3 separate regions of the Mus musculus genome follow, and all the other regions are linked to region 2. Evidence: chromatin loops called from intact Hi-C (ENCODE). Cell type or tissue: left cerebral cortex. All regions are shown on one strand. Each heading gives the region's core, and the rest is flanking DNA. Links, peaks and the distances in the headings are about the cores only.

Region 1 (10,747 bases), core at 1,091-9,090, 270 kb after region 2:
AGTTTGCTTCCTAGAATTTACAGTTGCCCTTTTTGTTCAGGACACACAATATTTATTTTAAAGATTAAATTTTGGATTTGTAAAGGTTCGTCTCATTCATCTGATAAACACATCCTATTTTAAATGGAAGCTCTGTAGCAAAGCACTTCCTCCTGGCCCTATAAATATAATCCAAGGCAGCAAAGAAAGCCATGTGCGGCTTACAGGCTCTACTCAACTGCTGCATTTTAAAACTACTCCCCACTGTGCTATCCTCAGAGGCGATAAAGAAGAGCTGTTTATTACCAGACTCTCCCCAACCTCCATCTTCTTGTTCCCTTGGGTCCTCATGCTTCAAGACTGTGATTGCATCTGTGCTGAAATAAATCTCTTACGGTTGCCTATGTTCTTTCTACAAGGAAGCACAATCACTGCTTCCAGTCCTTGAATAGAGGAGGCAAAAGAACTTTGCCTTTAAGGATCTCTAAATGCCAGGGATCTAAGACAGTCCAAGATAGCAGTTCTATTAACCTGTGCTTCATGCCCTTCCCACTTTTACCTCACCTCGTTTCATTTCCATGCCCCTCTGAAACTGGAAACACCTTGCTCTTGCCATGGGCTCATACACATTCCATGCTACTTTATCAAAAGGGCCATGTCTGCTCAATCGTACATATACAATAAAAATTTTTTGCCATCTTTTTATAATTTAAATTATCTTTCATTACTCAACTCTGAATTTGTTCTACTTCAGACGTATGGCTACCAGATAGTTCTACCCACATTCAAAATGGGTCTTCTCCCTCAGGCTATGATCCCACATATCGACCATGTTTGGAAACCTCTTCATAGACAAAACCCAAAATGTATTTCACTGGTCTCTCAAGCAAATCACAAGGTCAATCCAGATTTACCATCACAATAAATAAATAAATAAATAAATAAATAAATAAATAAATAAATATGGCAGATAATTAATATCTAGGGAATTGGGAGGCAGAGAAAACACAGGATCCAAAACAGACTTGCTGGATGAGGATAGCTTAGTATACTGAAGGGAGAATTTAGGAATCAGAGTGAAGAGTCATAGGTAAGCCACAGGAAAGTCTGAGTAGCAAGTGCACAAATCATAAGCCTGGAGCAGCACTTCACCAGATAGTGTTTAGACAGGCAAGAGTGAACAATTAGACCAGATGGGAAAAAAATCTGATGTGCTACGATGACCCAATGAGTAGCTATTATGTTACTGTTTTACTGATATTACTAAGAACTAGTGTCTCAGCTGCAGTGGATATATTTACTGAACAACTCTTGCCTCTAAGACTCAGAAAATGGTAGAAAAATAGAAAAATTGCCAGATTCAGAGGACCAGGATAACTGTTCTGCTTTCTCCAAGAAATGACAGCGAAACTTCACACATTATACACCACCAGTATAGGTGACAAAATAAGTCCTGAACAGAGATAACACCAGTAGACATACTAATGTGAAGGACGGAAAACTCATGGTGGATCCACCCCTAAACAAAGAATGACAAACAACTAAAATCGCTAAGAATGGGAGAAATGGTCTTCCCCATGGATGAGCAACAGTATCAAGTGGACAGCCCAAGAAATTATAAACATGTAAGCAACACTCAATGAAATGAGTGGTTTGTAGTTGTGTAGTTATGCATTTTATATATGTGCAACAGTAATAAAGAAGAAGAAGTCAGCAAGCAAGTAAACACAGGAGATGTTACTCAGGAAAGAAGGAAAGAGGCTAAGAGAATAATTATATTTTGATTAAAAAAGAAACTAAGATGGACAAATTACATGGATAAATTACATGTTATCACTTCAGGAAAAAGACATTAAATACACTTCAAATTATGTATATTTTTGTTTGCAGGAAAAAAATGGAGACAGAAAGTCAAGAAATACAAATGACTGACATGAAATGTCAACACTGAACACATCCTTTTTATCTTCATTTTGACATGTTCTAATGTTAATTTTGCATAGGCACCTGAAGGGGCCATCAGAACTTTGAGAAAAAGCTATCTCCAAAGAACAGAATTCCAGTGTAGTCAATATGTTCCAAATTACATATATAAACACATCAGATATAGTGTGTTGTATTTTAAATATTATGTTTAAAAGATAATTATATTAAACTTGCATATATTATAAGTATAACACTAAGTATAGATTATATGAATATTCATCACAGTAATATTAATAAATATCATAATATTGTAACATTATATCCCAAGTGTTATGAATGCATGCCATTCAAAATTGAGCATGATTTGTTTTTGCCATTTTTAATCCAGCAGCAGCATTTCTTAAGTAATGAAAGCAGTAAGCGGTTCAGGGTATGTACTCAGTCCTCATTGGAGAATTCTTTAATTAAGTTTTTAAAATTAAATATTGAAAAACTTAAATATTTTAAAGTATTATAGATCACATTAATATTCCCACTTGAAAATAAGTACAAGAAATGTAGCTTTAGAAGTATAACCTTAATTCATTACCTTGATTTTAAAAAATAGAGTTACCTTATATTTTAAAAGTCTATTCACTCTACAACTCATTTTCATGGAAGAAAATACTCAGAGAAAGACATACAAGATTCACACGGAGTCATGTACACATATACAAACATGCACGCGCGCGCGCGCACACACACACACACACACACACACACACTCGAATGCACACATGCACACACTTGAAATTGTTTCAACTGTCCCACAGAAATCATTCAAAAGCAAACCTAAATGATCAGACCAGCTCCTTACGCATCTCACCAGTCAATTTAGAGAGAGAAGGCAGTCTTCAGAGTGAAGTAAGTGGACAGATTGAAGAACGAGGAGGGGGGGTAATGTTTTCTGGAAGTAGCTCTGAGAAATCTTGTTCACAGCCTGGAACTGCATAAATTTTCTCTGCATATGTTATTGCTACCTTGGGGGCCATGATAGCATATGCATTTTGGGTTTTTCAAAAAATAGATATATGTACACGAATATGTGTGTTTAATGCATAAATATTATGATGACTTTCCTTTTGTGGTTCTCTGTAGTCCCTTCAGACGTTACTGTGGTATATACATTAAATAAACAGCAATATTTGAGAGTGCCGGTACTTTTTGAGAAAGCACAAAACAGCAAGGTTGGAAGGGGGTAAGTATTATTGGCAAATTTAGAATATTTCAGTAGTTTAAAAAAAAAAAACTTATTACACCAAATAAACTCGACAAGGCAATAAAGACACTTAGACACAACACTGGCTCCAAAAGAAAAATCCCTATGAATATATAAATGGAATGCAGAATCCTGGAGAAGACAACCACACTTATATAACAGTACAGCAGCTCAAAAAACTAAAAAAGCAAGCTAACTTACTATTCCGGCATATAACATATTCTTTAAAAAGAAAATACTTCTGACCAGGTGACGTTAATAAAACAGATAACACGGCACCCTGAGTACCCGTGGGCTGTTTCTGTGAAATGGCACTATTGCCAATGTCGGTTACGTTCTTAACACACTTTGTTTTTCAGAAAAGATACATGTTTGGTAGTTTCTGCCTTTGCTGTACTTTCTGTGCACGATAAAGTGGTCCGGGGAAGGCAGGTGAATGTAAGATGTTTGGTTTCTTAGGAAGCTCCCTGAAACAGAGACTAACAAATCTAATATGAATCCCCAGAAAGTCAGTTACTTCTAAGCTTCGGTACTCTGAAATACATAAAATGAATGCATGATCAATGAAATGAAATATGACAAAGTGTTTCGTATTGATGTTCTCTTCCTTCAAAAATGTATTCTTGGTTAACGTCCCCAGTCGGTTTTTCCATACGTTTTCTTATTCACAATGTATAGATTTCCTAGTTCTGATTTCAAGTTCAGGAGAGCCGAGGGAGAAGTGGGAGAGTCCTCCAAGGCAGGGCTGCTCCTCGCCTCTCGCATGAGAAAACTGTTAGGCGCATTAAAGTATTCCTGACGACGCTGCATTCCTTTGTTCAGAGTGAGTTTTGGGAACACATCCTTTTCTCATTATATTTCCATAAAATATATTTGATCTATTCTATTCTTAGAATACCTCTGATGTGGTCTGTGAGTGGAGCACAGTATAAAAATATTTCTTTTTTTATATGAGACAAAATGTTTCCATTTCTTAGACACATAAAAAAAACCCACCATGTAGAGCTCTAAGAAAGTAAAAAACGTGTCTGTCCGTTTTGGTGAGGCTCAGGAGAGACCTCAAGGATCCCTCCCCCTCCATTGTAGTTCTGAACCTCACCCAAGACACAGAGGCCTCTGCAGAACAAAAGGAGAACAGGCAGCTAAGTAGAGGCCTGGAAGACTGGGAAAGATTCTGGGTCCTGGAGCTAGAAAATCCCATTTATATTTAGAAGAAACGAAAGGAATTACCCTTCTTCCTCTAAGACAAAAATGAGTTTCTACTAAATTTATATTGGGAACTAAAGCATGGTCAAATATTTTAATAGTTTAATGTGAGTGGTTAATTTTCCAACTAGTGGCAAATAGTTGGGATGTTTGCTTAGTTAATTCAATTTAAAAGCCACTTGGAGCCAAACCTGAGCTTCCCACAGTTTTTCCCACACATGCCCAGAAGACAGCTAGGTCTTATGTCTACAGCAGCAGCCTTGCTGGGTGACTCTCCCAGACCTCTTTGAGGACACGTGTCTTTGGCATCTCTTATGAGAAAAAAAAATACCTAAATCTTGTTTGTCAAGTTAAAAATGAAACTGAAATTTTATCTCAAAGATTGTCCTTCACAAATTCAAAAAACAAAAAGAATAAAATAAAATAAGGTAAAAAATTTAAAAATAGCATTGAAAAAATCTAGTAAACATGGCTGCAAACTCCAATTTTAATTGCGGATGTAAGTCTTGTAATGGCAAAATTTTGGTCTATCTTGTTCAGCATACCATATATACACCATAACTAGAACATAATACTTAGTACATATTTACAAAAGTATGAATAAATGAATGAGCTAGGGAGATGGACCTCTTCCTGGTTCCTGTCAGTGAGCAATAATAAATACACGAAGTTGGACCAGTGACGTGGTTCAGCAGGCAGAGTGAGGACCAATCCTTGCAACATGTCCTCTGACTTCCATGTGAATTCTATGACATACACACACATACACACATGCACACACGCACACAAATAAATAAATAAATAAATAGCCAAGTGTAATAAAAAAAAAAAAAAAGGAGAACTACATCAACCACAGCGAGCGTCTCCTTCCTAACTGAAAGCCTGACTGGTTATCCAGAAAACCCTGATGCTTTACCCAAGAGATGCCACCTACCCTTTTGAGAAGTAGGTTTTCCTTGAATTAGATCTCTAAGGATCTCTACAGAGTGCCAAGATGCTTTTCATGTGGCATAGATAGTATGGTGTTTTAAAAAAAGAAAAAAGAAAAAAAAAACCTAAACATCTCTGGTAAGAATTGAAAGATGAGATAGCACTCTAACCGTGAGCACTAACAAAGTGCCTACAGTCTCATGGCTCTGACCCCTCCAGCACTCCTACCACTGTCACTAGACTAAGGCACTCTGATGCAGGCAGAGTGAGGACCAATCCTTGCAACATGTCCTCTGACTTCCATGTGAATTCTATGACATACACACACATACACACATGCACACACGCACACAAATAAATAAATAAATAAATAGCCAAGTGTAATAAAAAAAAAAAAAAAGGAGAACTACATCAACCACAGCGAGCGTCTCCTTCCTAACTGAAAGCCTGACTGGTTATCCAGAAAACCCTGCCATAATGCCATCTAGGTAAAGTCACGCAACGAAACAACAGGGATTATGAGAGAAGTGATGTTGGAATATAACACTCAAAACCAAATGTATTAAATATTAAAAATTTACACAATGTACTCAAATGCATAAAATTATTTTCTACTTTGTCAGACTGTTTGGTTCGTAATACCTTTATATGATGTAGCTATTATGGAAATGCATTACATCATAGGCAACACTGAAAATTTTTGAGTCATTAAATCTATCCAAGAGGAAGGGCAACCCAGATTTACACATAATAAATTGTTAAGAAATGCACAATTAGAGTAATACCATTTTACCTTGAAGAGGACTTGAAGTGGATGTAAGCACCAGAAGGGTTAGAGCCCATGCCTTCCTGTGTAGACGTAGATGAGAGGCTACATGAAATTAAATAGGGATCTGTGATACCAGATGTGGGTGCAAGCAACTCGGAACACATGTGGCGAAAGAGGTAGTGGAGAGGTTAGAAATGCATGCATGTGTGTCTTGTGCAGTCCTATGTAGCATGGTTTTAATGTTTACAGTTTTCAGTGTTCAGCTTACAATTCCTACAATTAAAGTCATGCAGAATTTCTACAATGCAATTTTTTCTTAATATGTCGTTCACATTGAAATAATTCATATTTCATATTTTCAAGTGAGAGTTAGAACAAAATTTCCTATACCATCCCCGGGTAGCATGAAAGATGCTCGGTTTTAAATTTCAGCCTGATCCATACAGCATTGCAGTTTTTTTTTTTAAAGGCTCATAAAATAAATGTGACTCTTAATCATAGCTGAGATCCATTTGCTAGATTTTGGATTTTTTAAAAGCACTAAGTTGGGGGAAGTAATGAACCACTACTTGATAGTAATCTAAAGACTGTTTCATGAAATAGAACCCATACCCAACACTGCCCAGTTGGCAAAGAACCTGAGACTAGATTGGCCATGGACCTAGGGGAAACCAAATGCTACTGTTCGGCTAACAGGATGTAGCAATTAAACAACTCCAAAAGACATTCTGCTGTAGACACTGCTATAACAGGGTCTTGTTCAACAATTATCATAGCAATTTTCTTCTGCATTAGATGGGGAAAGTACAGAGACACACAACTGGACAATGTGCAGAAAGTGAAAGACCTTGGAACACTCATCCCTAAATGGGATGCTTCCATCAAATCCCTCCCCTCAGGACTCAGAGAACCCTGAGGAAAAAGAATCGGAAGGACTGTAAGACCCAATGAGGATGGAAGATACCAAGGAAAGAAGCCTTCTAGATACAACAGGGCTGAAGCACATGGACTCATAGTGACTGTAGCAGCAGGCACAGAACCTGGACAGACCTAAGCTAGATGGGATCCCAACACTGAAACTGGAAGTAGGCACAAGCCCCACCCTCACCTAAAAGCTATTGCCAGGTGATAACCTTTCCCAAAGGAACATTAGTTTTCTCCAATGGGCCCTAAGCGGGTATACAAACCACACTTAAGGACAGGCCCCCATCCTCAGCAGTAGGTGGCCAATTTCAAACAAACTCTGGTATTTTGGGAGGCTTTTGGTTTCAAAATACATTTTCTGGGCTCTTTTGCTTACAAATCATATATATATATATATATATATATATATATATATATATATATATATATATATATCTTATGGGTTTTCTGCTTGTGTGAATGTATGTCTAGCATCTGTACTTGTTTCTTGTGGTTTTTCTTTGGGTTGATTTTTCTGTTTGTTTGTATGTTTTCTATTATTCTGTTTTACTTGTTGTTATTTTTATCTTATTTTATTTTCTTCATACTACTATTTTTAGATGTCTTTCTTCTAATTAAGGAAAAAGAGAAAGGGTGTATATGTGGGTGGGTAGGGAAGTAGGAGGGACATGAAGGAGCTGGGGAAAGAGAAACGGTAATCAGAATACATTGTATGAAAAAATGATTTTGATTATGAGGGCATTAAATGCTACAAAGCAAGGATAAAGTGTAAAATAACATATAGCCAAAATCCCATAGGTAACTGTGGTTCTAAAGGGGGTGTGCACCTATAGACCAAAAATTACCTTACACATGTGTACTTGTGAATTATACATCATCTACACAACTAGGAAACCATTAAAATAGATAACCTTACATTACTATGAGTTTACATAATCTTAATTTTGAATTCCTATGAAAAATAAATGGGTAAACCAATATTGCCTTTCTTTGCCTGCTATAAGTTAGAGTTAACTGTCATACCTTTTTTAAAAAATCAGTTTTTTTTTTGTTTTCTATTTCTCTTCCTTACTTGCTCTAGAGAAAAAACAAGAATGACCGTAAATACTAATAAAATCAATTTATACAAGCATTTGTCAACAGGTTGATAATCTATCAGTGGAAGAAGGGTCAACTGATAACATGTGAAGTCTGCAAAACTAAGTGTGTTTTCTATTTCTTTGTATTTAGATTTTTCTACCTATAAATGACATTAAGTCTTTCAGGATTAGAGAAAAGACTGTGCATTGTTACCCTGAGCTTAGAAAATTCTCTTCAGCTGGCATTCAGGCTCTGCTTTCATGTCCACAGTGGTGTGATCAGCCTGCGATCATAACTGATGAATCCTGAAAAAGGAAGAGGGTTGGGAGGCGGGACTACCAGAGCAAAGAGACCTCAGGAGGCAGTGAACAGGTACAAACAGACTCAGGAAGCAGCTTTAGTGAGACACTTCTTTTAACCAGGAGTGGGTGGGAGAAGGCTATTTAAATCTTTGGGAAGTGGTTTAGGGCCTTCGGGATAAGCACACACCATTGGCCAGGGTCAGAGTGTTGGGGATGCCCTATTAACATAAGGATAAATTTCATGTGCTGCTGGACATGACCTTATAAGGGGAGAGGAAGTTTAAGCTGGCTAGTAGGCTACATGACCTTATAAGGGGAGAGGAAGTTTAAGCTGGCTAGTAGGCTACATGACCTCCTAGGGGAGGACAAAGGTGGGGGTGCAGGGCTAGTGCTGAGAACAAGCATGCCCAGGACACAGAAGGGAGTCCTCCTACTGCTGCGGATCTCAGGATGACATTTCTAGGGCTGGACACTCCTAGACCTCACTCTTGTTTCAGGTCTGCTTCCCACAGCTCCACAGGGCCCATGCTTCCCAGCTTCACATTCAGTGATTGCTTCAAAATAGTACTTTGTAAGTGGGATTGAATAGAAACCAATAAAGTAAGTGTATACCTTGCTAATTTTATTGTATGTGAAAAGAAATAAAGTCAAAATTGTCATTACTTTCACCCCTTCTCACTTCCACATCCATTTCGAAGACCATTGTATACTACTATTTTTCCAATTTAACTTTATATGCACACGACCCTTCTTTTTAATTGCTACTAATAATTATTAATACTAACAATCTCAGTCATTTTCATTTTAAGCCCAAGGGAGGCTTAAAGCCTTAATCCTGCTGTTTTAGTATTTTTGTACAGAAGGATTATTAGTAACTGATACAAGAAAATAAAAGACAGTTGTAGACCAAAATAGATTTTCTCCTCCTGTTAAATACACCGTGATTGTGGTGGGAGAGATCTTTTCCTACAGTACATGGTTACTCAAAAGGAAGTCGCATGTTAAGTCGCCTGTTTACTGTTGTCGAAAATGCCAGTGTTGAAATCATCACAGAGTAAAGACAAACATACACTACTCTCAGAACAGGTGTTCATTCTGGGATGGATTCTTTCTACGCTACAAGCAGAGAGGACTCTGACTTCTCCAGGCATGATGTGACTCGGTGGCAAAAGTGAGGAGTGTGGCTTTTGACTAAGCGCGGTCTAGGTGATGCTGAGATGATGCACAAACAAGATCAATCTCTCCAGTGCTGAGTGTTTCTACCAGCAATGGTTGTAGTTGTTACTTAAGTAAACATTATGTTTTCTTTTCCTGAGTGTTTTATGCAAGCCAGATGGGGTCACTTTCCTGCTTTCTTGTAATCTTCACTCTATGGCAGGGGAGATATAAATGTACAGAATTTGCCTGGTCACTATGACAATACATACATACATACATACATACATACATACATACATACAACAGCAAAAACCCAACCACCTCCTGCTTCTCAAAGGTGTGGGGCGTGCCTATACTTTATTGGTTAAGTCAGGTCATGTGACATGGCTTACTTTCAGAGTGATGTAGTTCAATTTTTATGAGTAGTCTAGTAACTTCCCTCTTTTTTGTTAAACTTCATGGTTACAGTTTTCAGCTGCTAAATACATTTAATAATATTTTAAGTACACAATGAACCAAATGTATGAAAGCATTTCAGTTCCTCAGATTGATTGCTTTAAAAGTTGCTGGCATAAAAAAGAGCATTATAAAAATATGCTACATCCTCAACTGTCCAAATTCCCATTATTAAACACAGTGAAATTTCAGATGAAATTGTACATAAACATCATACCAGCATTTTAGGGGTTAAAAGTGAAAAGGAGATTACTTTTCTCTGAATGTTATTAGATAATACAAAAACATGTGACCTAAATCATTTCATTAGTAGTGGGAACTGTGCAGAATTTAAAAAAAAAAAAGTTTAGAAACTTATAAATGCTAGGAAAGTTTTATAATCATTAAATAGCTAAGGTCTTATGTTAGTGGAAAAAATACGATTTGATCTCCATTCCTGTGCCCACATTCTGAATGTACCAGTTCACATGTCAGCCGTGGGCTTGCCATGCTTGGTTAGATGTGTCTTCTTTAGTTACCACTTGGTTACTAACATGACCAAGGCCAGCGCCTTCTCCCCAGCATGGTTTGGCTGTCACATGCAAAAGTGATCTGGCTTGTTTAAACAGAATATTTTCTTACTGTTCTCTGTTATTTTATATCACAGCAGAAAGCTTCGAGTTAATAAACAGCATTTTACCATGGCCTACACATCAAAATAGGTCATAGAACCTTAATGGAACCTTTAGAAAATCGATAACATCACCGAAATAGATGCCA
Region 2 (10,747 bases), core at 1,445-9,444:
GACAAGAAACTATTCCAACAACCTGGCCCTCACAATGTATTTTTCCAGCTAGGACTCTATACTAAAATTCTACCTCCTCGAATTAAACCTTCACCTGGAGACCAAGTCTTCCACACATCTGCGTATGAGGGCCATATCCTCTTTAAACCATTATACTATGCCTACCTAGGAAATCACATCCCTCAGATTGAAATATAAGTAACCATAAGTTTGCCTTAATTAGTAGTTAAAACTCTTATGAATGTACAATAACAAACAAATAATATAAGTGTTATAACTCTAAATAGAAAGTGTATATGTTATAGTATACTCGGTGGGAATAATTTTTTTGAAAATTCTTATGTATAAATTTAAAGGTTATAATTTTTTTCATTTTTTATTGTGTCGCACCCACCTCGTCCAGCAAGGAACACACAACACGGACGGATTCTTCTCAACAGCTTTATTGCAGGAACGCCTCGATGCTACGGGAACTCCGGGCACACAGGGAGGACTCTTTATATACACCCCAGCACAGGGAAAAGCTTTGTGTCCTCCTGGGATTGGTCAGTCTGCCGGCACCTTAATTTGCATGCACCCGCTCAGGAGGGGTTGACACCAGATTCGGGCTAGCGCCTGCGCAGTGGTGTTGTTTGGGTGTACCAGAGACTGGCGCCATCTTTTAGGCGCCGGCTGCCTACATTATTGGTTATTTTATTTATTTACATTTCAAATGTTATCCTCCTTCCCCATTTCCCCTCCACAAGCCCCCTATCCCCTCCTCCCTCTCCCTGCCTCTATAAGGGTGCTGCCCTACCCACTCACTCCTGCCTCAGTGGCCTAGCATTCCCATATCCTGGGTCATCAAGCCTCCACAGGACCATGGAGCTCTGCTCCCAGTGATGCCAGATAAGGCAATCCTCTGTTACATATCCAGCTGGAGCCATGGGTACTCCCCCCCCCACCCCCCACCCCACCCCCGTACTCTTTTGTTGGCAGTTTAGTCCCTGGGAGCTTTGGGGAAGGGGTTCTGGTTGGTTGATACTGTTTTTCTTCCTATGAGATTATAATTTTATAAATATCATGCCTTGTGTCTCTACAGATAAAATTAGTCTATTAGTTTGAGAAGTATAGAGATTTGAGAAATGCAAATACAACTACTTACATCTATTCTCAAACCTACTTGAACATGAAAATTACCTGAAGAGGTTTGAAAATCATCTAAACAAATCACTACCCTTAGATATTCTATTTTTATTATTGGAAGGCAAGGAGATATTTGGCCAAAAGCAACTTCAAAGAATCCCAAAAGATGCTATTGGGTAACCATGTTCATCAGTGATATGAAGAATTAAGGATTTACAGAAATTACTACTGGTATGAGGATGTAGTTAAAACAAGACATATGTAATTTGCCTTTACTAGTCTATATTTCTTTAACATCTAAAGAAATTATAAAAATAGGCCAATATTAGGAGTTGGTTGAAGTTTATCAAAACCTTCAACATTGAGAAAGATTACGTGAAGACTTGTTTTTATGCCTTGGCAGCTCTGGGGTTGGAACTTGTACTAATGTCATATCAGAATTATAACACACTGAAAGATTCCAATACCACAAGTAGTTTGAAAATAATTTACAGTCTATGTGTGATGATAAAACATCTGTTTTGATGTTGTACTAGATGTAGACTGACCTAGGAGACACACGTCTACCTGTGAGGCATGTTACAAAAGAAGGTTCATTCAGCAAGGAAGACACCCTTAAAATGGGTAGCACCCTGCACTGTACTGAGGAGGTCTTGGGTTAAACACATAAAATTAAAAAAAAAAAAAAAAAAAAAAAAAGGAAAGAAGACAGGAAAAAGAGGGTATGTGCCTCTGCTTTCTAAGAGTATGCACAATGTGACCAGTACCCTCATAGTCCTTCCGTAGTACTTCCAGAGTCCATCCCTTCTCAGTTACCATGCTGATACAGGTATAGAACCCAACACTGTAATCAATAACCCTTCCTCTCTGAGGTTGCCTTTCTTAACTATTTTGTCAGAGTATAAAGAAAAGTTGCTAGTACACTGTACTTGAAATAGACTATTACAGAAACCTGTTCTGGTGAGAGAGAAAAGAAACAAGATACTTATGGTATAATTTAACTCCCTAGAGGATGTGTAAAGGGACATTTGGAAGCATCCCAGTCTACAAAATCTATCTTCAGAGAAGAAAAGAATTTTAACTAGTGATAGTTCTGAACTATGGAATAGATTGTCTTTGAATAGTTTGAAATAAAAGCCTCTTTTAGCATATCGGATATTTTAGCAACCTCTCTACTCAATGGTGCTATTTAATATTCTCCATGTAGCTTTTAGAGAGCTTAAAGTTTCTGAGTTTTGAAGGTAACTATTCACAAAATGTTTGTTTCTTCAAAGACCTATTGGGTTTTTTGTCTTTGTTTAATGTTTCATTTCTCTACCTGTAAAACCATAAGCGATTTATTTATCTGGGTTCCCTTCTAGGCTGTTTAATCAATTGCCTAGCCACTTTTAGATCTCAGTACTTCCCTTGGTTCATCCAACGTTTGGACTCTCTAGACTTTCTAATTACAAAGTTTCCTCTATCTCTTCCAAAAGTTCCCAATTTTCCCTATACCCCTCTGATGCTAATCTTCATTTCTATGGATACTGAGTACACTCTGCCGGGGCCTTGGAGTGGATTATTTCTATTCCTCATAGCTAACTTTAAGACATAGACACATAAATTTCTTACTACAAATTTCTAAAGATAAGTCTTAATGGCATTTACAACTGGACCTTAGAATATACTTCACACTGCTGATATGTGTCACCAACTCTGGTAAACAGGTCCAAGTGGGTGGGGCCCACAGGGCTGAGTACATCCTTCAAAGATTCTCTGTGAGTAGAACCCCTCGAAGAGGCGGCACTGTTATTGCTCTTATTCTACCAGAGCACTACTATTAATACAGCCTCAGGGCCCATCAGCCTTTTTGGCAGCCGCATTACTGTTGGCTCCTACTGAGATTATTGTCAACTAAATGCCTAAGCTTCTTTCACACATGCTGTTGCTAAGTCATTTTACCACAACCCCACCCCCATCCCTATCCTTGTGCATTTTGTTTCTGGATCCAGGTGTGGGACTACACCATCATTCTGATCGCATGCAATTATCGTAGAGTCAGCCTGTTAGTTCTGTCTTTTTGCATTTTTTCCAACCTGTTCCTGCATCTGCTTGTGGGGTAAACGGGAAGTACAGGAATTCTGTCGCTTGGTAATTTCTTTCTTCCTCACACCTCGAAGTTGGTGTTCCCAAATCTACCCATGTCATTGTCAGTTCACATATAAGTTATTGACAAATCTCTTAACCAAGCACAATTTGCAGCAGCCCACAGAAGGAGGAAGAAGGAATGTGCTTCAAGGAAAACAGAGCGGCTGGGCTGTGCCCCTCAGTATCCAGTATGAGGAAATCCTAACAATATGTGAGTTTTGTTGGGCTCCAGCTGAGGATTCAGATAATTGCAAAGAATTTAAGAGTCGGTGCTCAGGTAGGCAAAAAATTTTCAATAGTTTAAAGCAATGAAACTGTTTCTAGACTGCTCACTCAAACTAAAGTGTCCACACACGTTAAATCCCAAGGAAAATAAAGAGCTCAGAAAAGATGGGAGAACAAGACAGGATAAACACTGTAAAGATTTTGTCACCAAAAAAATGTCACTACCTGCTTAAAATTGTGTAAATATTATGACTGGATGCATCGCAAAGTTTTCATATGAGGTCAGAGATGGAAAACATATTTGAAGAGAAACCAAACTTCTGCTTTCTTTATCCGTTGACCATATTTTCTCCTTTTTCTCAAGCCTTAGACAAATACTGAGTGACCTAAAAAATGTTAAAGAAAACGAGAATGTTCCATGCCAGATAGTTTTTATCTTCTTCCTCTAACAGCATCCAAGAAACTAAAAAGGGAAAAGTGGAGAGAGGAGGGAGATAATCAGAGTTGATTGTGAATCTGGGAAAAGTCTCAACTATGTATTGAGATTCTCAAAATGAAAGAGGAAAGATCACAAGAGAGGAAATGAATAGCCATTTTGCCCATTGCCAGTGCTAGGCTAGGCTCCCCGTTCTTCCAGCTGTGGTGGAGGCTTCAGTTTCATCCTTCAGATCTGAGTTAGATGCAAGCATCTCAGCTGCTGCTCTTTCTGGTGTCTGCCTCTCTTTAGAATATCCTAAAGATAGCATTCTAAGAAAATTCATGGGCAGGCTGAGGAAATTTCTTCAGGGAGGGATGAAACCACCCTCTCTCTGGTAGCAAAGGCTTTTCCACCTGCAAAGTATAAACTATGAAAAATAGAAAAGATTTTTAAGGGAAGAATCAGCAGCCAAAATTCATGGCTTGGCTCTACACAGGAGAGATTCTCTTTCCCTCTGGAGGAGTCTTAGCACAGGGACCCATTGCTGCCTCCTTAAAGGTTTTTGTTTGTTTGTTTGTTTGGTTGGTTGGTTGTTTTTTTTTTCCTAGTGCAGTGATTTGCTGAATTTGTTTAGTATTTATAGATGAGCCCCCATCTGAGCCAAGAAACACAAAATCTGGTTCACACAGATGTAAGCTGCCATCAGTGTGCAGATGTTTCCTGGTAAGGACTTGTTTGTTCTGTACCTAATACTGTTCTGCTATCCTTTCTCGGGCATTTCAAGAGTGAGCTGAGCTACGCAGCCTTTGCCATTATGGTAGAACTGGTGTATCTGAGTGTAGATCTGCAACATTTCCCTGAACCCCAAGGCTTCTCAGTGAGCTAATATAGCAGCCGGCCTCAGTTTGCATTTTGATAAATTCTCCAATGTTGTTGAATCTCTTGTTCCACAGGCCTCTTCTAAATACCAAGGCACTTATCTGACCACTCTAAGGACTGGGGAATTAAACCATTCTATAAACTGGAGAGACACACGTGGGAGGTAGGTTCTCAGCATACTGTGGCACCCACCTGCTCCAAGAACAGGCATTTTCTATTCTTACAATCAGCACTTCCAAGCAAAGATAGAATAAGATAGGACCGAGGAGAGCTTGTACAAGCTGCATAGAGAATAGAACTTATGTAAAATTTGTGGATTAAATAAAAAGTTTTGCTTTCTTTAAAGTTCTCCAGAGGAAAGTCAGAGGTACTATAATCTCCCTTGCTAACTCCTTCCATATCTAAAAGCATTATTCAGAACATTCCTGCTAGGAATATAAGCCCATTTTCAATTGCTAATGAGGCATTCTATATTATACTACTAAGGAGCTGATGTTGGAAAATAAATGTGTCTATGAAGTAACCACATGAAAAAAAAATAAAATTGAAATAAAAATAATTAAATGCAGCCAACTGCTTTAAGCGACCATTTCATCACATGGTTAGAAAAGTATTCAAAAAGCTATCCAAAACCCGTTCCCCTCTGTTACTTCTTGCCTATTGCTCTACCACAATGAGCCCTATCAGTTCTGTTGTCTCCATGCATTTCCTTGTTCTGTGGCCAATCCTGAGCTTTGTCAATGGCTAAACTATGTCTTCTTTGGTGCTTATCTGGCTTTATAAATTTATAAACACAGAACAAAGTTTGCACTTGGCCCCAAAGGAAGGTAAACGAGTCAACTGTCTAACTGAAGACTTGGTATCAGAAAAGAGAACACATTCACTTCACAAAGCCATTGAGTAAACTAGGGGAAAGTGTTACACTGCTGCTGGAGAACTCAGAGATCAGCATTTCCTTCAGTCTTGGACATAGTTCATGACTGTCTATTAACACACATCCACTCTTATGAACAGGGAGAATTGGAGGAAACAAACTGGAATGCATGCAGCTTTCTGTTTATGAAAAGGCAGGGTGGTTATTCCAGGTTATCAATATACCAAAGAACTCATGGACTTATGAGTTAGAAAAGCCAATGAATGATTCATTACATCTTGACTGGTGTTATTTTATCTGCTCGTTTTATTCTATTTTGATCACACTTATTCTATTTTGATACAGGTCACACTTAGATTTTATATGTAAACCTGGGTAATTACAAAGCATTGCCCTGTACTCTCCCCCTCCCCCAAATTTTGCTAACATGATTAAGAACAAAATTTGTGTCCTGAAATAGTGACCCTCATAGGGAATCTCTTGCTATGATAATAATAAAGAAAATCCAGCTGGGGATGAGGACAAGCCAAAGAACATTTGGTTTTATACATGAGGCCCTGGGTTGGTTTCTCAGTACTGCAAAATATAAAATAAAATAAAATTGGGGAAGAAAATGTGGGTGGATTTCATACTTCATTGTATTTATGTATAAAATTCTCAAGAATGAAAGTTTATTTTTAAATTATTAAAATGAAAGGCTTTAGGGAAAATGCATGCATATATACATTTTTATTGTTTAAAAAGTAACGGATACAAATCTTTATCCACTCAAATCACCACCACATTCTAGGCATCTTCTAGTAGTTACTAGAAACTAAGCTCTCAGATTGTAGAGAAGGTTCACTAGACAAAAATGCTTGCTGTATGAAAGTCTGAGCTGAGTTCAGATCCGCAGAACCCATATAAAGCTTCACCTGTGTCTAGAATGGGAGGTAGACACATGGGAGAATCAGTGGAAGCTCATGGACCATCTATCTTTGAGCTGCCAAGTAGCCAATAAAAAAGATGCTGTCTCAAACAAGGAGGAAAGCAAGGATCACAGCCAAGTTTGTCCTCGGACCTCCATATGCATTTGGTAGCCTGTGTGTATTCACACTTACATTTAAATGCACAAACACAAACATGTTTGCACATACAATAGATTAGAATTCAAATTCAATTAATTGTTATTATTCTGTATATATCTTATTATATGGGCTAGATTTCTAGGAAATAAATGACAATAGTAAGAATTTGGGGAGTAGAAATGGAATGAAAATATCCTAAGCTGTTTCTCAAACCATTCCTAAATTTTAAAGGCACATTTCTGCAGCCTTATTTAGCACACTATACATACATATGCGCAGACACACACATAGACATAGAAATGAAGCAAAGCGCCACACAACCTAACTGTACTGTATGCAATTCTGGTGCCTTCTGATACTTCCTATTCTTTTCTGCTTTGGTACTGACAACGTATAATGCTAAGTTCTGCAATCATGGAATTTTACAAAAAGTCTTCATCATTTGTGCTGAAGCAAGAGATCTGGATGTTTTAAAGAAGTCCTATAGCAGTGATCAAATATTCCCCTTGTATGTTTATCACCGAATGGTTTCTCTGTACCACCTTAGAGTTTGATATAATGGAGGTTTTGTATCTATGTTCCCTTCTTTTTGACTCCTGTGCATTTGAAGACGGCTGCAAAATACATGTTACACTGGCAGACAGTGTAATGTTAACTAACACTGTGCTTGGCTAAGGTGCAGTTTCAATGAATGCTTTGTTACGATCCCAACTTGGTACTCAAAGTACACAATCCAGGGTGTCACTATCCCTATTACCTTTTCGCATCCATTCCCTTGGACTTATCTATACTTAGCTTGCAATATATTATCTCACTCTTAGTAGAACTTTAGATAGCATCTCCAGCAATCTTTAATTCATATGATTAAAAATTCAAAAGAAGCCCTTGTACCAGCTGGTGAACTGCATTTGTAAGCTGTAATTCTGAGTTCAAAACCCAGCAAATTGAAGGTTAGGCTAACAGAATAAGAACTGTACTAACCCATGGCAACCCGAATGCTAGACTAGGTGAACTGTTTTATATGTGCTCACATGCACAAAGATAAACTCAGGATGAACAAACTTATCTCTGTGGAGATCTTGCTTTCTGATTTGACTCTTGGCATAATATCTACAATATGACTTTAAAAAGGAAAGTTAATAAAGCTAGCTGCACAGTTTGTTTGTGTTTACATGAAACAATGTTTTAAAATTAAAAGAAATTTGACACAAACTGTTTCATTGATTTTAACGTAGAGATGAAGAATTGAATTCCTATTTGCAAAGATTAACTTTCAGGAATAAAGTTAACATGTTAAAGCAAACTTTTTGGTTCTCCAAAGGTCTCTAAATTAAACTGAACTCCAATGATACTACTGAACATCATTAACTATGTAAGCACCTGATGTATACTCACTAACCGTCAGTCAGCTCCTTCACAATAATAAAATCCCCAAACTCACAAACTCACTCTAGCTTAGTCATCTAGTAATGTGCCTGTGGGAGAGCCATTTATACATCCTGACCTCATTTTTCACACATACAAGAGAAAAATGACAAAATGCTGTCTTCTCTACAAAAGACCCTTTCCATAAGATTTTATGCTTCTGCTTTTGTATATAAAATGCTAAGGGACTATATATCTTTATTATGGGTTGACAGGAGACTAAAGGAGAAAGTAGTGGAAAAACTTTCTTCTTTTTTTTTTCTCATTTTCCTCCTCTTTCCTCTGCTTCTTCTTTATTTTTCTTGTGAGGCAGGTTCTTGCTACGTTGTCCATCTAACCTGAGGCTCCCAAGCAGCTAGAATTACAGCTGTGTGCCACGGAGCCAGGTAAATTATCTTTCTTAACTAAATTTGAAATGTTTTTATCCCTCCAAAATCACTTCTTGTGCTGGAAGTGGCGAATACTTCAGAGCCTGTGATGAAAATAATACAGATTGTTAATGTCGGTATAGGATATGTAAAGTCAACTCAGAGCCACGCATGTAGCTATGAAGAGAGCAAACAATCCTTCCAGTGATGCTCAACTTAGATTCAAAAACTGGGAAAGGCATCGCAAAAAGCCAAGTTTTTGCATAAACTGGCACAAGAATGGAATGTCAAAATGCTGATCAGAGTTTTGAATGTTTCCAATAAATATCTAAATCAGGAAAAAAAATCATGTCACAAAGATCACTATCAGTCAATCGAGTTGAGCAGTTATAGCAACTCTGCAAAACAAGTTGGTACGACTTGTTTTATGGGGATGCATGCTCCTGGTTATTTGTAGCAGGATCTTCTCTGGAGACAGTATAAAGGTCTATGTGTTGTGGCTCTAACAGGGCAGTTCCTGGGATAAGGAGCTACAACTGCCATGAAGCATTTGTGCTTCACTTCCTAGGTTCAGAGATTTCTCTTCATTTTCAATTTTTTTCAGACCTGCATAGTAGATTCTGATTCATCAAACACAGGTAACAATCAATATTTTAAAAACTAGGCAACAGAAAACCCTAGTCTCCAAGCTTGAATCACTCCATTTATTGTGTGAATATTGGCACGTCTGTAAACTTCTCTAATCTCCAGCTTTGAAATCATTAAAGCTGGGATGACAGCTCATGATATTGCTGTGAATCCAAATGAAGAAATACATATAATGTTTGCCACATTGCAGTGACTCACTGTGTTCTTTATTAGGTCATTTTTTTTCAAACATGAACCTCACAGCAATAATTTCTCCTTTCCAGTGGAGAAAATCTCTTATAAAATAAAATCTTCTAAATAATACCTCAATCTTCTAAACATTAAGTACTGGGCACTATGAAAAAAAGGGACTGTTCTTGTGAGTGTAACAATCACACATTTCAAAAGAAAGCCAGACTGTGCCATGACTCACAGATCACCAACCAGTACTCAGGAAACATCTGAAGAGAATACATGAAGACGTCAGCATTGGGGGCCTATAGCTCAGGAGGTAGGAAGGACAGACATTAAATCGCTGTCAGAATACTACAGGGTGCTATAGACTGCAAGGAGTATGTGGTGGGGGGCAGGGTTGGGGGCTATAGAATGTGACTAAGAATGATAACCTTTATGGAAAGATTCCAGGAAAATGACAACATTCAATGTGAAAATATCCAAGAGTACAATGTCCCCACAGTGGAAACAGGCAGAACAAAGGCACCACCCTGGAGTGTGCAGCTGTTATTTGTTAGCAAACAAAGAGCTTAGTGACAATGGAGTGACAAAATCAATAATAAAATAACTAAAGAAATAAGGTCACAGGTAATGAGTGCGATAGAGGCCAACTCACTGAAACTCTCTTATAAAGGGACTTGGACCTTTAAAGTACACAATTTTCTTAGGATTAAGATGGCAGCCCTGGGGCTTTTGGGGCTCAGAATAGGAAGCTGTGGACTAATTTTGAGACCACTTAAATAATCCAAGTGGGGTATCAATAACAGATATAGATATCAGAGATCCTGTACTGGGCATCATGGAGAATCTGAGTAAATAATATATTATTAAGAAATAGATTACCATGAATTGAGATGGAAAGGGCAATGGTAAAATAAATTTCAGAAGGCAATACAAAAAAATGGGGTTTGGATGTTAACTCTGAGATAGGCAATTAAAAACTATTAATAACTACTCATAGGGTCATAGTCATGAATTAAAGCTTGCCTGGAAAACCAAATGTGGGTCTTTCTAATCAAAAATTTGAGATGACCAATGATACTACTAAAAAAATCACAAAACATGGTGAGACTCTACTACAGAAGTGGCAGTAAATAGGAAAGGACGAATCTTGGGAAGAGTCACAGAACCCTGCTCCTTATCACCTAGAAGCTAGCTTTGTGTCATCTGACTCAGGCACTTGATGCTCAAGAGACACGGGTACTCCAGGTCCATGCAGAATTCTTTGTCTTGTAGCATGGACAATTCATTCTGAACCCACTCATCACCACTGGAGACCTTTCAGTCTCCCAAGAAACACTTAGATGCTCCATTTCCTCAAGGCATTCTTCACTTACCTAAATTTATCCTCTGGAACCTGGAGCCCTTGCCAGGACTT
Region 3 (10,747 bases), core at 1,074-9,073, 130 kb after region 2:
TGTGCCGAGCTTCAAGGCTATTTCCTAACCGATCCATACTGAAGCTTTCCTACTCAGCAGCATTGATGTGCCAGATGATGGTGTCATTCATTTGTGAGAACATTCTTCAGCCACAGTTGCTCATCTACAGAAAAGAAAGGACAGCTCCCTTGTTCTAAACTTGTGATGAGGTTTGACTTTTTCCCGGTTTATTTAAAACCTTCAATTTTAACCAGAATGTTGTTCAAAATTTCAATCACAGCGATGGAATATTAATTTAAAACACAATAGACATGAAAGGAAAGCAATTTAATTATATAAGGTTCTTTAGATAGAAATTCGGTCTTTATACTCAAGTTTTTAAAAGGCTATAAATATTTATGGTAAATAGCAGCAAAATTGCATTTGTATACTGAATTTTATTATTAAAAGAAGAGAAAGAAACCCTGACTTCACTTGGACTCCTAAATTATCTCAAAGCAAGTTTGTCATCATATTTGCGTCCCTCTCCTTTACTTTTGTTGAAAGCAATAACATAAGTCATTCTTTTAATTATACACACCTGGGACTCTAGAAAGAGCAAGTACTGTTATCACAAATAATCCCCCTCCTCGCTCCCAAGTGAGTATTCTTGACAATGCAAACAAAATCATTTGATAGATGATCATAAGATACTAAAATGCATAGATTTTCTTTTTGGTAACTTATATGAGCTCTATGCTGTTGGATAGCATGTATGTTTCTCAAACAGGCAACTATATACTAGGTAAGCCATAGTAAAACATGAGTAAAAAATGAGAATGGGGCAAAAATTATTCCTGGACATAACTTAACATGATTTTTAGTATAACAAAATAGCCATTAAAGATTCTAAAGTATCAGTGACCAGCTCTGCTAATTATTATGAAACGCAAAGTAGATAAAAGGCAGAGTTTTAAAATAAAATAACTACTATGAAAACTTAGAAACAAAAATCTTTATCTGTCTTTACTTATACACAAAAACAAAAATACAAGTACCACCAGCAAGTTAAGGGTTACGAAGTCTTTAGTGAGGGAGAATGCGACCCCATTGCTCACTAACCCATGTGTGGATAGAAGAACCCTATCTATCATCCATCAGTTTCACTTTATTTGTTCAATGCTTATTAACTTGAGGAATGGTGGGAGAATCTCCACCATTGCTGTTGCAAGTCAGGAAGGCTCCAGGAAGTAACATATATAAGAAACAAAAGGAAACCTTATGGAAAGGAGGCAACAAAGTGTAACTAGAATACACTGGAAACCAAACATAAACAGGCAAACACCTCCTCTGGGCAGTAGAGGAGAGCTCACCATGATGTCATGCAGGTCGAACTGATGACCTGACCAACTTAGCTACCACCCAGACCCCGATCCAGGGCTTTGAGCTGACATCTTCCACATCTATGAACTGTTAGAGTGAGTGAAAGGTCAGCCCTGCAGAACCAGAATGACTCAGGGCAACAACAGGATATCCAAGAGGAATCTCAGGGAGGAAACAGAATTGATAGTATAGCAGAAGCCATAGGATTCTCACCAGACCAAGGACTCATAGCCCTGAACATTTGCAAGTAAGGATGTGTGGGCAGAAGGAAATAATTGTAGGACACAATGTGACAGGGTGAGACTTTTTTTTTTTGGTTGTTAATTTTGTTTTCTTGGGGGGCGGGGCTTATAAGAGCAGAATGCTAACATGTAGGGACAGTGAGATGAATGGGGATGGGTGCATGCATCCATCTACAGGAGACATTAAACTTGAGCATGAAAGATGAGAACCAGATATGCAAACCTCAGATTGAAGACAGTCTAGATAGAGTCTTCAAACTTATCTTTAAAGCATCCTTAACTTTTATTTTGGGCTTTGTAGCATATACAAATCTACAAAAAAATCTACAGATCTTTGCTCAGAGAACAATTATCTACTTTCCTTTTATTATGGATATCTCTTGACTTTCTCACATTCTATAAGCAAATACTTTGTGCTTGGACAATCAAATAGCTGGATGAAATACCCTATGGGATTCCAAATTTACAAGGAATCAATGAAAAGTTAAAATAAAATAAGTTGGCCTCCTTGCTTAGGGTTAGGATTTGCAGAGGAACTTATAACTACAGGAGACATTAAACTTGAGCATGAAAGATGAGAACCAGATATGCAAACCTCAGATTGAAGACAGTCTAGATAGAGTCTCCAAACTTATCTTTAAAGCATCCTTAACTTTTATTTTGGGCTTTGTAGCATATACCTATTTCTTTCCATGTAAATGCATTAGGAGACTTCCTCAGCACTAATGTACTAGTTACTGAAATGTCCATTTGGCTCCTAACCTACTCTACTTGGTTTCTTCGACCTCATATATTGACTGTGCTTGGAACCTTTATCTTCCTCCAGATATGTGGTATGATGTGACCTGTGCTTTTCTTTCCCCATTACTCATTAATTATGAAACATATTTTCTTATCTTATCTCTGACTCTCACCCCCATCTGAACTCATTCATAAAATGAGTGGTGATATATTAATAAAAATTGTGGTACCCAGGTGGCCTTAATAAATTGTATCCATAGAAATTCAGGTGATATCAAATTAGCTGTTTCAAGATGTTTTTATTTTACTCTTTATCACAATGACATGGTTCCCAGGGGTGACAATTTTTTGAAATACATGAGAATATTAAAAATAATTCAGCTCTTATTTTGGAAGTGACTTGGTAGCAGGTGAGAACTGAATCTTTCCTCATATGAAATAGTCACACATGACATGGAAATACCAATAACGAAGCCCATGGAAATGCTCTAGGGATTTAAAAAAACAAATTTCAAATCATATCAAGTGCTGATTAAAGCTGTTAGACTGATTAAGCTTGTCAGAAGTCCTTCTAAAAAGAAGTGATAAGAATGCAGAAAAAATAATTTTTCCATAATAATTTTTGGTTATTTGAAAATTTCACGTTATGAATGCTGAGCACACTCACTTCTCTCACTTCTCAGTCCTCCCAGGACTATCCCCACTCTCATTCTTGTGGCCTCTCCCCCCAAAAAAAGAAGGGAGAAGAGGAGAAGAAGGAGGAGGAGGAGGAGGAGGAGGCGAGGAAGAGGGAGGAGGAGAGGGAGAGGAGGAGAGGGAGAGGGAGAAGAAGGAGAAGGAGGAGGAGGAGGAAGAGGAAGAGGAAGAGGAAGAGGAAGGAGAAGGAGAAGGAGAAGGAGAAGGAGAAGGAGAAGGAGAAGGAGAAGGAGAAGGAGAAGGAGAAGGAGAAGGAGAAGGAGAAGAAGAAGAAGAAGAAGAAGAAGAAGAAGAAGAAGAAGAAGAAGAAGAAGAAGAAGAAGAAGGTTCAATTTGTGTTGCCTGTATACTCACTATAACATGTTGGAACCGGTAGTGGCCAGTCTCTAAAAGAAAACTGGATCTGGCCAAAACTGGATCCTTCCTCATATGCTCCCTAAGCAGAAACCATCAACTGTGAAGAGCTATGCTTAGACAACTTTATTGCAATTTTTAAGAGTTCTCTTCAATGGCTTTCTGTTCAGGCTGTTATTTTTCAGGGGTGGGGGTGGATAAGGCTTGTCATATAAGCCTTTTTTATCCCTCTTTCTGAACCGTAAGTCTGCAAGTATCAATACCATGGTGAAAGTCACTCCCTTCCCATTTATAGTCAGTATGAGCTGGGATCATGGACTTCCACGTGGTCTCCAGAGGCAGTTCAGAACACAGACATGGACACAGCCCCCCATCTCTGTATCAGCCATGGACAATATGCCCTTGTGTCAGCATAGGCCAAGGCCATCAACAGGGCCCTTGCTGGCAGCACAGCCAACAGGATTTAACATGGATTCAGGTGGTGGCAGCACAGACTATGAACATCCACACAACCTTCGTTGGGAACACAGGACATGGACAGGCCCTGGCTGGATTAAGACCATGGATCCAGGCTTCACCATGGCTTCAGATGTCAACACAAGCCATCATATCAATAGGAACCCCAGCAGAAAAAAATATTTTACTGTAACACTATTCAGAATGATATAGTAATATCCACTGCTAAAAAATATTGCACATTTTTGTACATGAAATGTAGAGCTGACCTCAAAATTTTGTCCCTATTGGCTAAGTTTCACACTTTCAGAAGGTGCTATGCAGAGTACCAAAAGGCAAAAATCATCAGCAGGGTTATCTCAATGTGAGTCCTGGAAGCTACAATAGCTACCTGCCAAGCAAGACATATCCTGTGGTGCCATAGAAGTATGACAACTACTTTTCAAAAGTAGAATTTGAGACTCACTCCATAGGAGCGAACTCATAACTGGATCTATTATAGAGCTTATGATTGAGGTAATAAATCATAGACCTTGGAGGGGAGTCTGCTACTACTTTATAAAAAAATGGTTGTTTTGTCAAACCGCCTTCTAAATATCCATGTTTATACCCAGAGACTGTTGCTGTACCTGGCCTTCATCAGAAAAGCATATTGCTGCCCCAGGGAGTGGTTAGTGAAAAAAAATCTATAATTGGTTAAAGTTCTGAGAATATTTTCTAGTAGAATTATTTGCTCTAACTCAGACAGAATGTGTTTTACACATTGGAAAAAAAGAAATAGATGATGTTAGAATTATGTACGGCCACACATTATTTTCTATTCTTTTGTTAAATCAGGGCTAGGCTGGGTGATTTTATCATTCAATAGAATAGAGTGAAAGCATAATTCAACTGCTTCTGAGGAGAGTTCGGAATGAGGCTTTTGATTCTTGTAATACTCAGTGTGGTGACATGAACTGTCATATAGTAAGTTGGACAGCCCTGAAGTAAACAGTACATGAAAAGTCCCCGAAACTCTATGATAATGGATAGGGACCCAACTGTGGAAACAACTTTACCAAGCTACCAGCACATAAATTAAACTATGTTGGAATCTTCAGATGCCCAAATTTGGTAGTCGAATACTACAAGGGCACATAGATGGACTATATTTCATAAGTCTTAATGTATTCTATATATTTCGGGAATGCCCGTTATACCAAAGGAGCCTACAGATCTTTGCTCAGAGAACAATTATCTACTTTCCTTTTATTATGGATGTCTCTTGACTTCCTCACATTCTATAAGCAACTACTTTGTGCTTGGACAATCAAATAGCTGAATGAAATATCCTATGGGATTCCAAATACTGAGTATGCTTCATTTAATTTCATACCAGGTGGTGATGTCTTACTTCAGATAAAGTATGTAGTGAGTCTTTACTTAGTTAATGATCCCTAGTAGAACTCTCATAGCTGAGGATAATTCCAGGAGTCTTCAACAGTGAAGGAAACAAAAGAAAAAGGACTTTTGAAGTCACTACGGATGCCTGTTTCTCTGGTGTAGATGATTTAGTTTCTGTATGTACACTGAGGAAATATGTAGGCTACATTGAGTGTTCTATGATGTCAGGTCACTCTTCATCTTTTCCTATCCATTTTTTTCCAGGCTGTGAAAGAATTCAATTAACTCCTAAGTTACCACCTAAGAGAAATTTTATACAGCAAGAACATATGCCGTTGCCAGATCACACACCCACTATCTATGAGTCAGTGCAGAACCCTGAGCAGACCAAGCAGCAGCAAGCACTGCAACAGTTGTGGGAAAGCAACGTGTGGTGAACATCCAGGACACAAAACGACCCTTTAGTCTTAGCACATGAGTGAGATCCCAATTTGTTTGTTTTTGTTTTGTTTTGCTTTGCTACATTTCCAATTTTACTTCAAGCATAGAAACTTATTTACATTACTTTAACTCAATAACCTAAAAATATGGAAAGATTATTTTCCAGGCATATACACAGACATATTCTTGTTCACCCTAATGTTGTCATATCCTATTTTTATAGCCAAGAAGAAGAAGAAGAAGTATGTTAAATACTTGATATTAACAGAACTGAAACTCAGAGGAGCTAGTATACCACCAACAAAACAAAGCAAGCAAACAAACAAAACATCAACAACAAAAACATGGCTTCATGGATGTTTTTTGGCAAGGGAATTAACTTGTAAAGTTCTGAACATTTGGAAAGACATGGAAAAGCAACTCAGCACTGGCGTTTTATTTAGCTAGACCACGTATTGTGATAATGTCTCCTCCTGCAGAATCCTGCTCAAATCTCTGTGTTTTCCCCATTCTACCCTACCTGGGAAGAGAAAAATCTAAGGGCCTGTTTTAGCAGCCACAGGCTTCTAGAAAACTTCAGCTGATGCCTTTTTGCAGGCTTCTTCCTCGGTTCTCAACCAGCCAATGTCAGTTTTTCATGCTGGCCTACTTCTTGATAAGGTGAACAAAGAGGCAGAGACCCCTGGGGAGTTTCAGAGGGCTATGATTTCAGAAAGAAAAATGTTGCTGGAGAGCAAATGTTTTCCTGAATTCATTCAGAGTCAGGGCAGAACCATAGAAAGTCATTGTTTATGTCTGAAGCAAACCTTTATTGTGCAGTTGAAAATGTTCTCAGTTGCTCTAACGTACTTTTCATAAAAAGTGTAATGTGTTTTTATTTCTTCCAGGCAGCAGATAAAATGTTACACAATATTGATTTAAAATCCAAGCAAGTTTGACCTACATTTTTTAAACCCTATATCCTTTCACAGACTCTCCCTCTCATTTTCTCTCTCTCCCTCTCTTTCTCTGTCTCTGTCTCCCTCTTCCTCTCCCCTCTCCCCCTCCCTCCCTCTCCTCCGTCTCTGTTTGAGTATGTGTATGTGTGTATGTATGTTTGTGTTCAGATTCCTTAATGTCTAGAAATATCTGTCTAGTCTTCCTAGTTTTAGGAGAATATATTGCTCTGTCTTACACCGACAATGAGAAGTAATGCAATATATTATATAACTTTTGAAATTAATGTTCATGTCTATACATTATATAAAGCTATCATGAGCTCAACTATCCTTTGGGAAATTTTGCTAAGTATATGAAATTCTATACTTAGAAAATATAACCAAAATTAAAATTAAGATTATTAAAGTATTCCAGGTAAGCCTAATATCAAGTTCATTTTCTAGTTAAAATAGCATCACACATTGTAGAAAGCCTAAAATGAAATGTAATAAAACTGCAAATCTACTAAAACTTACAAGTATACTACAATTTTTAATTAAGACTTTCATGTTTTGCATACCTCAAATAATAATTTGCACTCTAAAGTTAATAGTTATAATTTAAGATGCTATGACTGTTTGTGATAAATAATGGACCCCATTAGTGTTAACATAGCAGTGCTAACATTAACCACTGCACTAAAATTTCCACAGTGCCTTGGTTTTGCATGGCTTTCAGCCAGTTGGTTTCCCTACCATATGTATTTTTCACATATTTTTACCGTTTCTCTCTCTATGATTCAGTCTATACTATCTGGTAATTTCAGATATACTCTTCACCCTTTAGCCTACCAGGCATGAAATGGACATCCAGGATTATCCCAACTTCATTTGCTTCTGGAGTTCTAACAAGACCTCATCTCAACTCTGGGAATCTGATTTCACTTCTCAACTTACTAATAGTAAATAATCCATAATTTTCATGCCTGCTATACATAGGCATGCATAGTCTCCAGATAGGTTTTCTCTCTTTTTGAAATATTACACTAAAGTTTTAAAGTAAATAAGTAATGTATGGTAGGTATATTATATGCAGATTATAAACGATAATTAATTGCTTTGACTACAACTCCTTCAACATCAATCCAATTATCAGCTCTGATTTTTCCAAATGTCTGAGCCTCCCAGAAACAGACTAACTTGGCTTTCCTGCTGAGAATATAGCCAAATAAGACTGAGGATCCTAGAAATATATTGAGTTGGCTTTCCTGCTGAGGCTATAACTCTATGTCCAGGATCCCCATCCACTAGATGCTGGTGTCTTACCATGGTTGAGTAACTGACTGAACAACGATGATTGACTGGTTCTAGTTATATTTTAGCAGGTTTCAAAAACAAATCTAATGCTTCATGAACACTAAGCAAACAAGTTCTGTATCCCTGATCTACACTGCTAGACTCATTTCATTTATTTATATGCCTTTTTCTTGTTTGTGAGATCTCATGTTCAATGCTTTATTATTAATAATCCTTGTAAACCCATAGTTTATGGATGATAGTTGCTTGTTTAAATAAGAGAGAGAAAAGAACGAGAGAGTAAAGGAAGGAGAGTGTTTTGGAGGAAAGAAAGGAGGGAGGAATAAAGAGAGGAAAGAAGGCAGGAAGGGAAGAAGTAAACAGATTGAAATTTTTAATAAATGAGTTGGTATTTAAATTGCCAATATCCTCTGAAACAATCCACTCATTCCACCAAACACAATGACTAAGGCAAACAGAAAACAAATCAGAGAAAAAGGTCTCTACCATCTAAAACCAATCCTTAACTTAGCTCTTATTTAACTATAACTCCTTTCTTCAATTAAACTGAACCAAGATAAACTAGAGTCTAAAGCACTCATTCAAATAATTATTCAGTAGATGTTTATTAATATGTATTGAATTGCCTTTCAAAGTATTATTTCTCTAAATAATGAAAGCATACCTTCTAGTATGCATAATTTATGTATGTATGTAGTCATCATATTAGTTACTACTTATTTATCTTACCTTTCTGCAATGCAGTTCTTATAAATGCACATTTAAAAACTTTTTTTTTTATTCTTAGTGTGTCCTGAACACTCGGAAACATGCTTGCCATAGATTATATATTTTAAAAAATATTTATAAATCAGTATGAAGAGTCTTGGAAGCTGAGCAGATGACCATATATTTAGTAAGGGGTAAAAGGAGTAAATGTGGTAACCACTTGGAGACACACAGTGAAGGAAATTTTAGAGCCAAAAGTAACTGGTGACAATGAAGTATGAATATCTATCAAGAAGACATGACAAAGGGAGTTTGAAGCAAAGCTAGAATTAAAATATGGGTAGTTTAGAGTTTCAAGATGATCCAGGTGAGTTTCAGTAATTAATAAAAACAGTGACCTTCGAATTAGAAATGTTCAAAAGTCAAAAGGGGAAAGTGTTTAAAAATTAGGCATAACATCTCTATCAAAGAATTCTTTAAGTAATTGATTCAAACATAGAAACTGACATGTCTGGAAGCCATGGGGCAGACCAGCAGCTGGAGATAAACAAGAATGGATAGGAAAGTCCACAGGCAGAGTGTATCCAGAAAAAAAAAAAAAAAAAACAGAATTCAAGCCTAGAGCTTATTGGATGAGACTCCAGAGCCTTGGTTATTAACCACAGCATAGAGGCACATAAGTTATTAGTTCCATAAGCAACTGGGAACTATGAGTATATTAATTTGATTCATAAAGCTAAGTATCACAGCAAGATCAGAATTTTCAACATGAACCAAATAACGAAGAACACAGTCATTGCAAGGACCTCATCATATCTATTTTGCTTTTAGTTGAAACTGGTGAAGGAGAGAAGAAGTGAATAATGAGCAAGCTGAGGAGAAAACATCGGACCAAACAGTCAACACTGGCTATGTGGTGCCAGGACCAGAGTGCTGCTTCTTTCCTATATGCTCATTCTTTCCACTTGGATAATTAACATAATTTCTCAGAGATTAAATGGAAATACTTCTTACTACTTAACATGGGAGAGAAGATAGTATTTTTAAAGTCAAATACAATTATCTGGTTGAATATGTATTTGTAACATACATCTTTGTAATTCTCCACCTATTACTCTATCAGAATTCATAAGTGGAAGTTCTCCCAATGGAGAAAGAGATGAATGAGCATGTCAGTACAAGGGAGGTGTCACAGGGATGTAGCTCAATTGGTAAGAACCCACCTAGCACACACACAGTCCAATCACTATCACTAACAACAACAACAACAACAACAACAACAAACAACAAGGTGCTACTACCAGAACTCTGTCTACTCGGTTGATATTGACACTTTTGTCACTGGCCTTATCTTTTGGAGTTTCCCAACCAGAAAATGAGGATGTTCTCTCAGTTACGTTGATTCCTCTGAAGTTCACATCTACACGTTGGAATAAGTCATTCCGTGAAAGACACTTTAACAGCAAATATCTGTTTAAACTGATCATTTAATCAAAAGAGGATCCGTAGCTTTAACCTTATGTTACTATTCCTTTTCCGAGAGCTTTAGAACTATTTCAGTAACCAAAATGTCTACATTAAAGACAAATAATTTTAATTGTGAGTTATTGGAGGTTCAAATATTATAAATTCAAAAAATAATATATATAATATTGTGATTAATGGGTTGAAGGTAGAGCAGAAGGGAAATACTTTCTAAAATATTTCGTTTCTCTAATAGAAACAGAAACATCTATGCATATATACTATTAACATTAATATCTTTTAGATGATAAGTAAACATTAACATTACTATAAAAACAGTAAATAAATGTTTCCAAGTAAAAGGCTCCAGAAGTAGAGAAGGTTAAAATCCACACAACTCCAATATAACAACAATGAAGTTCAAGATCAAAATTATGAAAGTATTCTGGCTCTTACAATCTTTATACTTCATCTCCTATGATGTTTCCTGAACCAAAGACACAGGAGACATGGTATGGATGTGTCCATTGGGATCCCCAGGAGACAGTGATGGTCTTTCCATTGTGTCCTGCTGCAGTTTTCCATGCTGTTCTCCATTTGCTATAAAGAGAAACTTACTTCCTTATAGCTGATAGCTACACATATCTGTAGGTATAAAGATATGATTTAGAACATAGTAAAGAATTATACAAGTCTAACAAAGCA

Evidence for each region. Peaks named below come from ENCODE experiments on the same cell type or tissue, not always from the same donor. Only the 100,000 strongest peaks of a DNase experiment are listed, where the experiment ranks them.
Region 1: a loop joins it to region 2, with 7 times the contacts of the local background. A loop is called at or near these places in 2 of 42 quality-filtered maps.
Region 3: it touches region 2 in a loop (5-fold over the local background); 2 of 42 quality-filtered maps call a loop at or near these places.

Annotation. Positions count from the first base shown.
Region 1 is chr2:45,478,846-45,489,592 of GRCm38, reverse strand. No RefSeq gene overlaps it. Among named protein-coding and RNA genes, the nearest start is that of Gm30728, 50 kb to the right of the region's middle. In left cerebral cortex, for the core only: no CTCF peak of the experiment used is centred there; DNase peaks (open chromatin) are centred at 3,437, 3,889, 4,324, 4,542 and 1 more place; H3K4me3 peaks cover 1,362 bases; H3K27ac peaks cover 1,883 bases.
Region 2 is chr2:45,750,779-45,761,525 of GRCm38, reverse strand. No RefSeq gene overlaps it. Among named protein-coding and RNA genes, the nearest start is that of 1700019E08Rik, 60 kb to the right of the region's middle. In left cerebral cortex, for the core only: no CTCF peak of the experiment used is centred there; DNase peaks (open chromatin) are centred at 4,187, 4,825 and 8,166; H3K27ac peaks cover 2,872 bases.
Region 3 is chr2:45,618,061-45,628,807 of GRCm38, reverse strand. No RefSeq gene overlaps it. Among named protein-coding and RNA genes, the nearest start is that of Gm30848, 51 kb to the right of the region's middle. In left cerebral cortex, for the core only: no CTCF peak of the experiment used is centred there; DNase peaks (open chromatin) are centred at 5,552 and 6,027; H3K27ac peaks cover 893 bases.